Regions from separate parts of the Mus musculus genome. Here region 2 is linked to region 1. The links are chromatin loops, found by intact Hi-C in ENCODE. Cell type or tissue: heart. All regions are shown on one strand. Each heading gives the region's core, and the rest is flanking DNA. Links, peaks and the distances in the headings are about the cores only.

What was found. Hi-C counts contacts between places; a loop is a spot of excess contacts. Peaks named below come from ENCODE experiments on the same cell type or tissue, not always from the same donor. Only the 100,000 strongest peaks of a DNase experiment are listed, where the experiment ranks them.
Region 2: a loop joins it to region 1, with 8 times the contacts of the local background. A loop is called at or near these places in 41 of 42 quality-filtered maps.

What each region holds. Positions count from the first base shown.
Region 1 is chr2:27,287,805-27,290,304 of GRCm38, forward strand. Vav2 (vav 2 oncogene) reads right to left here. Exons shown (of 28, transcript NM_009500.2): 12 at 802-888. Among named protein-coding and RNA genes, the nearest start is that of Sardh, 42 kb to the left of the region's middle. In heart, for the core only: a CTCF peak has its summit at 1,351 (motif pointing right); a DNase peak (open chromatin) is centred at 1,457; H3K27ac peaks cover 737 bases.
Region 2 is chr2:27,427,001-27,430,200 of GRCm38, forward strand. Vav2 (vav 2 oncogene) reads right to left here and starts at 608. Exons shown (of 28, transcript NM_009500.2): 1 at 1-608. In heart, for the core only: a CTCF peak has its summit at 1,301 (motif pointing left); a DNase peak (open chromatin) is centred at 1,281; H3K4me3 peaks cover 419 bases; H3K27ac peaks cover 499 bases.

The sequences.
Region 1 (2,500 bases), core at 1-2,500:
TCTTCTGGCGTGCAAGCACACATGTAGACAGAGCACTCATCAGACACTGCTTGGCAGTTCTCCTTGCCCTCTGATGAGCCAGCCAGCTCTGTAGAGGGTTCCTCTGGAGATGAAGATGGGTATGCCAGCCTAGATATCGGGCTTCCAGGTTTCTACTTCGCCAAGCTCTCCAGGAAAATCTCCAAGAAGAGGGGATGTTTGAGCGGGGAAAAAAATCAATGGTTCAATATCAAAATGACTCTGGGAATCAGACGGCATTTGGAGGAGCAGTCATCACTTGGGGTTGAGGGCGCTATTAGCATCCGATGGGTGGGGGCAAGGGCGTGCTTAAGGTCTCCTATTGCAGAACACCCCAACACAGAGAGACCTAGACCCAACATGGGGCCAAGCAGGGCTGAGTCCAGGAACAGCTCATCTCTTCTCCCCGGAGTATGCCTGAGAGAGGGCCAACCCTGACTGACAGCCCCCAGTCTGATTCCTAGACAAGGGGCAAGCTGAGGGCCAGCTCTCAGGTTGAGATGACCGTGGCCCCACCCCCAAGCCGAACCCTGCCCACTGCCCACCCTGAGGACAGGGAAACAGGAGGGCCACAGAGCAGACGAAGCGTCCTGCCTCTGGTCGCCACAGCCTGGGGTTCAGGCTGGGAAGGGAGAAAGAGAGCCAGGCTGTCAATAGGACATCCATCTCCTGAGCCCTACACGTGGATGACCTCATCCGCACAGTAGGTAGAACTGGATGAAGGCTGATACTGCCCGACCTCCCTCCTACTCCCGGCAGGCTTCGCAGGCAGCCACGGCTTACCAGGTTTTCTATGGAGCACTGGAACTCGCTAATCTTCTTCAAGGTCTCCTTGTCCCGCTTCACTTCATTGATGTACATGGCCAAGTCCTGGAAATCAAGACAGGATCAGGGCACTGAGTCACACACGGGGTGACCTCCCAGCCCCTTCCTAGCCCAGCTGGTCATTCCACACTCTTCCTCCATCTTGCCTGGGGCCACTCCAACTCTGGGCTATGGGAGTAAAAACCACCACACACAGGGAACCAGGAAGGAATAAGGTGAAGAACACAACATTTGAACCCAGAGTACACACTATGCTGAAGAGGGTGCTGGGAACCCCCAAATCCAGGTTCCCCTCACTCAGAAGGCCTTCTGTGTCAGAATGGAGATGCAGCCCAGCATGGATAAGCCACAGTGGGTCACACACAGCCACTGTTTAGACCTTTCTGCTCTCACGAAGCCCCTGTCCCACCTTCCCTGAAGAGCCTGGGTATTCTGTAAGTGGCTGGGGGAGATGGAGTGGGGGGAAGGTATGAGCCCTACATAGTACTGCAATCCTCTAGTCAGTCACCAGGGGGCAGTGCTCACTTTGCTTCAGAAAGTTTGAAATGGTCTGGAAGCAATGCCCAGGGGCGGCTGGGACAGAACAGCAGGGATCCTACCCAGAAAGCAGAGCAGAGAGGAAATCCCCGGCACACAAAAGCCAGACCCACATCCTGGAGCCAGTTCCTACCTCCCTTATGGCCTCTCTTGCTTCTGGGATCACTTCAAGGGCCAGCCTACAAACCTTGCTACTGGCAGCTCCCTACCAGAAGCCACAGTTTATAAAGGGTGGGTTTTGTTCTAAATCAACAGCAGCGACAGATCTGAGCGTGTGTGGCCCTGTGCACCCTGGCAGGAGTCACAGAAGTGCACGTCTGGGAAGGAGATTCCCACAGAGACAGTAGAGCTCCGGAGGCAAAGCAGCCAGCTAACAGAGTTGCATGGAGTGTGTACTGCAACCCTGAGGAAAGCTTAGCTCCAGGGCAGTGACAGCCCAGACACTGGCTGGATGAATGGTTTTCTGCTTTGCATTGGGGACATTAAAGGCTTTTAGATTCCCTGCTGTATTAGTTTTCACTGAGGGCACTTCAGTTAGAGAACTGCATTGATCACACGGTCTTGTGTGGCCATGTCTGAGAGATTGTCCTGACTGACGATGGAGGAGAGAGGGAACTGCCCACTGGAGGTGGCGCCAATCCTAGGCTATAGAAGAGAGCTAGCTAAGCGCTCCAGAAAGTGAGACAGTAAGCAGCCTTCTTCCATGGTTTCTGCCTTGAATTCTTTCCCTGATTTCCCTTCATGACAGACTGTGACCTGGGAATATAATCTAAAATAAAACTTTTCCTCCCCTAAGTTGCTTTTGATCGTGGTTGTTCATCACAGTAACAGAAAGCAAACCAGGCCGCCTTCTAAACTTTGCAGTTTGAAGAGCCTCCCGTGAAAAGAAGAACACAGAGTCACAAACCCTCTTTGGAATGTCAGGAGCTATATAACCTCAGGGTACTTTGCCACAAAGGGACCCGAAGCCACACACTGGCCAGGCTTGGGTTCAGGGTACACCTGCAGTATGAGTCACATGCTCCAGGAATGGCTGACACTGAATTGTGTCTGCAGTGGGAAGATGTGGTGGTCCCTCTGCTGCGGTGACCTCAGTTCCCCAGGGGCGCCAGCCAGAGGT
Region 2 (3,200 bases), core at 333-2,832, 140 kb after region 1:
TGGGACTCCGAGGCTCCGCGGCTCCTAGGCGCTGGGGGTGCAGGGGGCGCGGCCACGGCCGGGCGGGGCCGGGGGCGGAGCTGGCACCTTCACCCGGCACCTCCCCGGAGACCCAAGCACCGCCTCCAACCCGTCCTCCCACTTCCTGCCCCTGGGCCGCCAGCGAAAGTTGAGGAAGGCGGGGCTCCTGAGCAGGCTCCCCGCCCACGACTTTCCCTAGGTGCACGTGGAGGCTGGAGGTCTTTCTTGCGGTGCGATGAGGCCGCCGCACGGCAGAAGAGACTAGAAGATGACCGCGGTAACGCTGGGTGCCCTTGCAGGGTCTTTCGGCAAAGATAGACCCCAGAACGCGAACCAGGCTGGCCTACACACCCTACGCCCCTATGGCCTCTTCCAGTCCTCTGTCCTTGCCAGGGTCCGCAAGACACTCCGCCTCCACAATAACGGAGAGAGGGGGAAAAAAATCCTTCACTTTCAGCCCCCTTGATTGTCTAGTGGGAGGTGCTGGAGAGATAGACCGTGTTGTGTCCTGAGGACATTGTGACAGTGGGAGGGACTTCAAAAGCATAAATAACTGATTTTTGTGATTAAAATTAATTTGCTCTGGACAGTATCAGGAGCTGTGGGTTCTTGGTAAAGAAGAAGGGAACCCCACAAAGCCAAGTCTTCTATGAGACTGGTGTCATGAAAGGGAGCTAGAAGAGAGGAAAGTGACCAGTTTCCAAGAGCCGAGCTTTTGTGGGCGGTGTTCTGTCAGCCCCTGCCTCTCTCAGTTTACCTGGGCCAGGGAAGGATGACAGATCTGTCCCCTGCACCCAGGGAAGTCCCTCCCAGAAAGGCCTCTCTCTGCAGGAAGTCCCATCACCTGCCCCACCTAAGGAGGAAGCATGAACCCTAATCCTAGAGATCCGGCAGAGAAGCCAGGTAGAGCCTTCAGCCCCTCTACTTCACCTCTGAATAGCTTCAGGGGAAGGACCTCCTGCGGACTGGGGGTTAAATCGTCCAAAGCACAGGGCTACAGGCAGACCCTCCAGCATCTCCCTAAGAGTCATTCAACACCCTGCACCAAAGGGAGGAAAAAGAAAGAAGGAAAGAAAGGAGATTGCAAAGCTGAAAGCAAAGCACCCTGCTAAATGCTGCTGCATTCATGCCTTGGCGTGTGTACCCAGGGAGCTCTCTCACAGAAAAGAGGCCTCTGTGCTCCCAGCACTCCAGCCTTCCTGCCTCATCAGAAGCTAAGACCAGGTCTAGGACAAACGAATTTTGCCATCCAATCAAGCGTTCGTCTGCTGCCCCCTGGTGGTCTTGAGGGCAATGGCATCAGCTGACAGCCTAGATGCTACAAAAGAGGGGTCTGTCTGTCTTTGAGGGGCTGTAGTGCAGAGCATATAGTGGAGTTAGCATGTCAGTCCTCCAAGTCAGAAGATCCAGGCCTCCTGGCACCAGCAGAACTCTCTGGTACCCAATTCCTTATCTGGCTAGTGGGGACATCACTCATCTCGGAAATAATAGAAAGGATGAATGAAGAAAAGCTGGGTGGGAAGTATTCCAGGTGTCTGTTGTGCATGTGTAGGTCAGAGTTCACGAGCTCAAAACAAACATGCGGAGGACTGGTAAAGGGGATCTTTCTCCTCACCCATTCTCTCAGCCCAGAACTGTTCACCAGGATTGCCCTCTGGAAGTGTCCAAGAGAAGTGTACCTCCCCACTTTGGTCATGAGCACCACTGAAAGCCACTTGTGCTGAATACCAGAGCTCTGCAGTGAACTGAGCAGACGAAACCCTGAGGTAGGAACTGTCAACCCCAGCCACATGTCTGGGATGTGGGAAGTGGGCCACCAACTAACCATGCACGAGGCTTCAGAGAAGAATGCCCCTGGAAAGGGGTAGCAGGTCTCCTGGGAGCTCTTACGGGATAGGGGCAAGCATGGCTATGGAGAGCCAGGCCTCGTCCAGAGGCAGTTCTACATCATAACGGAACTAAACATCTCTGTCTTCCCAGTCATGAGCTGGTCAGCTACAGCGTATTCTTTTATGGACTCTGATGTTAACTCCCCACTTCTAATTTGCCAGCAAGTTTCAGATTCTGAGCACTGCCAGCTCTGCCACCACCAAGGTCTATGTTCCTCCCCTTGGGTTCCTCAGCAGCCCGCTTCTACCTTGCCTTTCAGTCTGCCCTCCACAGCCAGCAAGGACCGAACCAAATCTAGATGCAACCCTGTCACTCTGTGACAGCACAAAACAAGCCCTTTGTGGTACTCAGCTCTCTAAAGATAAAATCTTTAGGCCTAGGGCTCTTTAAAAGAACACTGTTTGACAAGCATGAGGCCCCATCTCTAGCCCTTACAGCAGCGATTCTCAACCTGTGGGTCTGGACCCCTTGGGGCTAGGTTGCCTAAGACCATTCAAAGACACGGATATTTACATCATGAATCATAACAGTAACAAAAATTAGTTTTGATGTAACATAATATAATTGCAGTGAAAAATAATGTTATGGTTAGAGGTCACCACAACATGAGGTTGTGTTCAATACAGTTGTATTAAAGGGTCACAGCAAGCCGGGTGTGGTGGCGCACTCCTTTAATCCCAGCACTCGGGAGGTAGAGGCAGGCGGATTTCTGAGTTCGAGGCCAGCCTGGTCTACAAAGTGAGTTCCAGGACAGCCAGGGCTACACAGAGAAACCCTGTCTCGAAAAAACAAAAAGAAAAAAGAGAAAGAAAGAAAAGAAAAGAAACAAAGGGTCACAGCATTAAGAAGGTTGAGAACCACTGTCTTAAAGGAAAGGAAAAAGGAAAAAAAAAATGGCAGAATCTCTGCCGTGCAAACCCCCTATGACACAGCTTCCTTCTCTGGCTGCATCTTCTATGCCGCTCCTAGTTTTTTGCACTTCCAGTTTATCTGCCTAGAATTCTTCTACCAGAGAGAGACTTGACCAAGACTCTGGCTAGCAGAAAATGGATTTGAACTAGGTTCTCAACATGGAGTCCATTTTCCCATTGCTCCCAGCAGAGCTGTTTGTTTTTACTCCAGGCTGACCTGACCGTAAGGCTTAGGTGTCAGCAGGAGAGAAATCACAGAACACAACCTGTCTCTGCCCTCCAGGGCTCCTGCAGTGTCCCAACGACCCCCACGGTGAAACACTGGTCACCTGGCAACGCCAGGACAGGTCTCTGACCAGATCGCAAGTACCTCTGAGC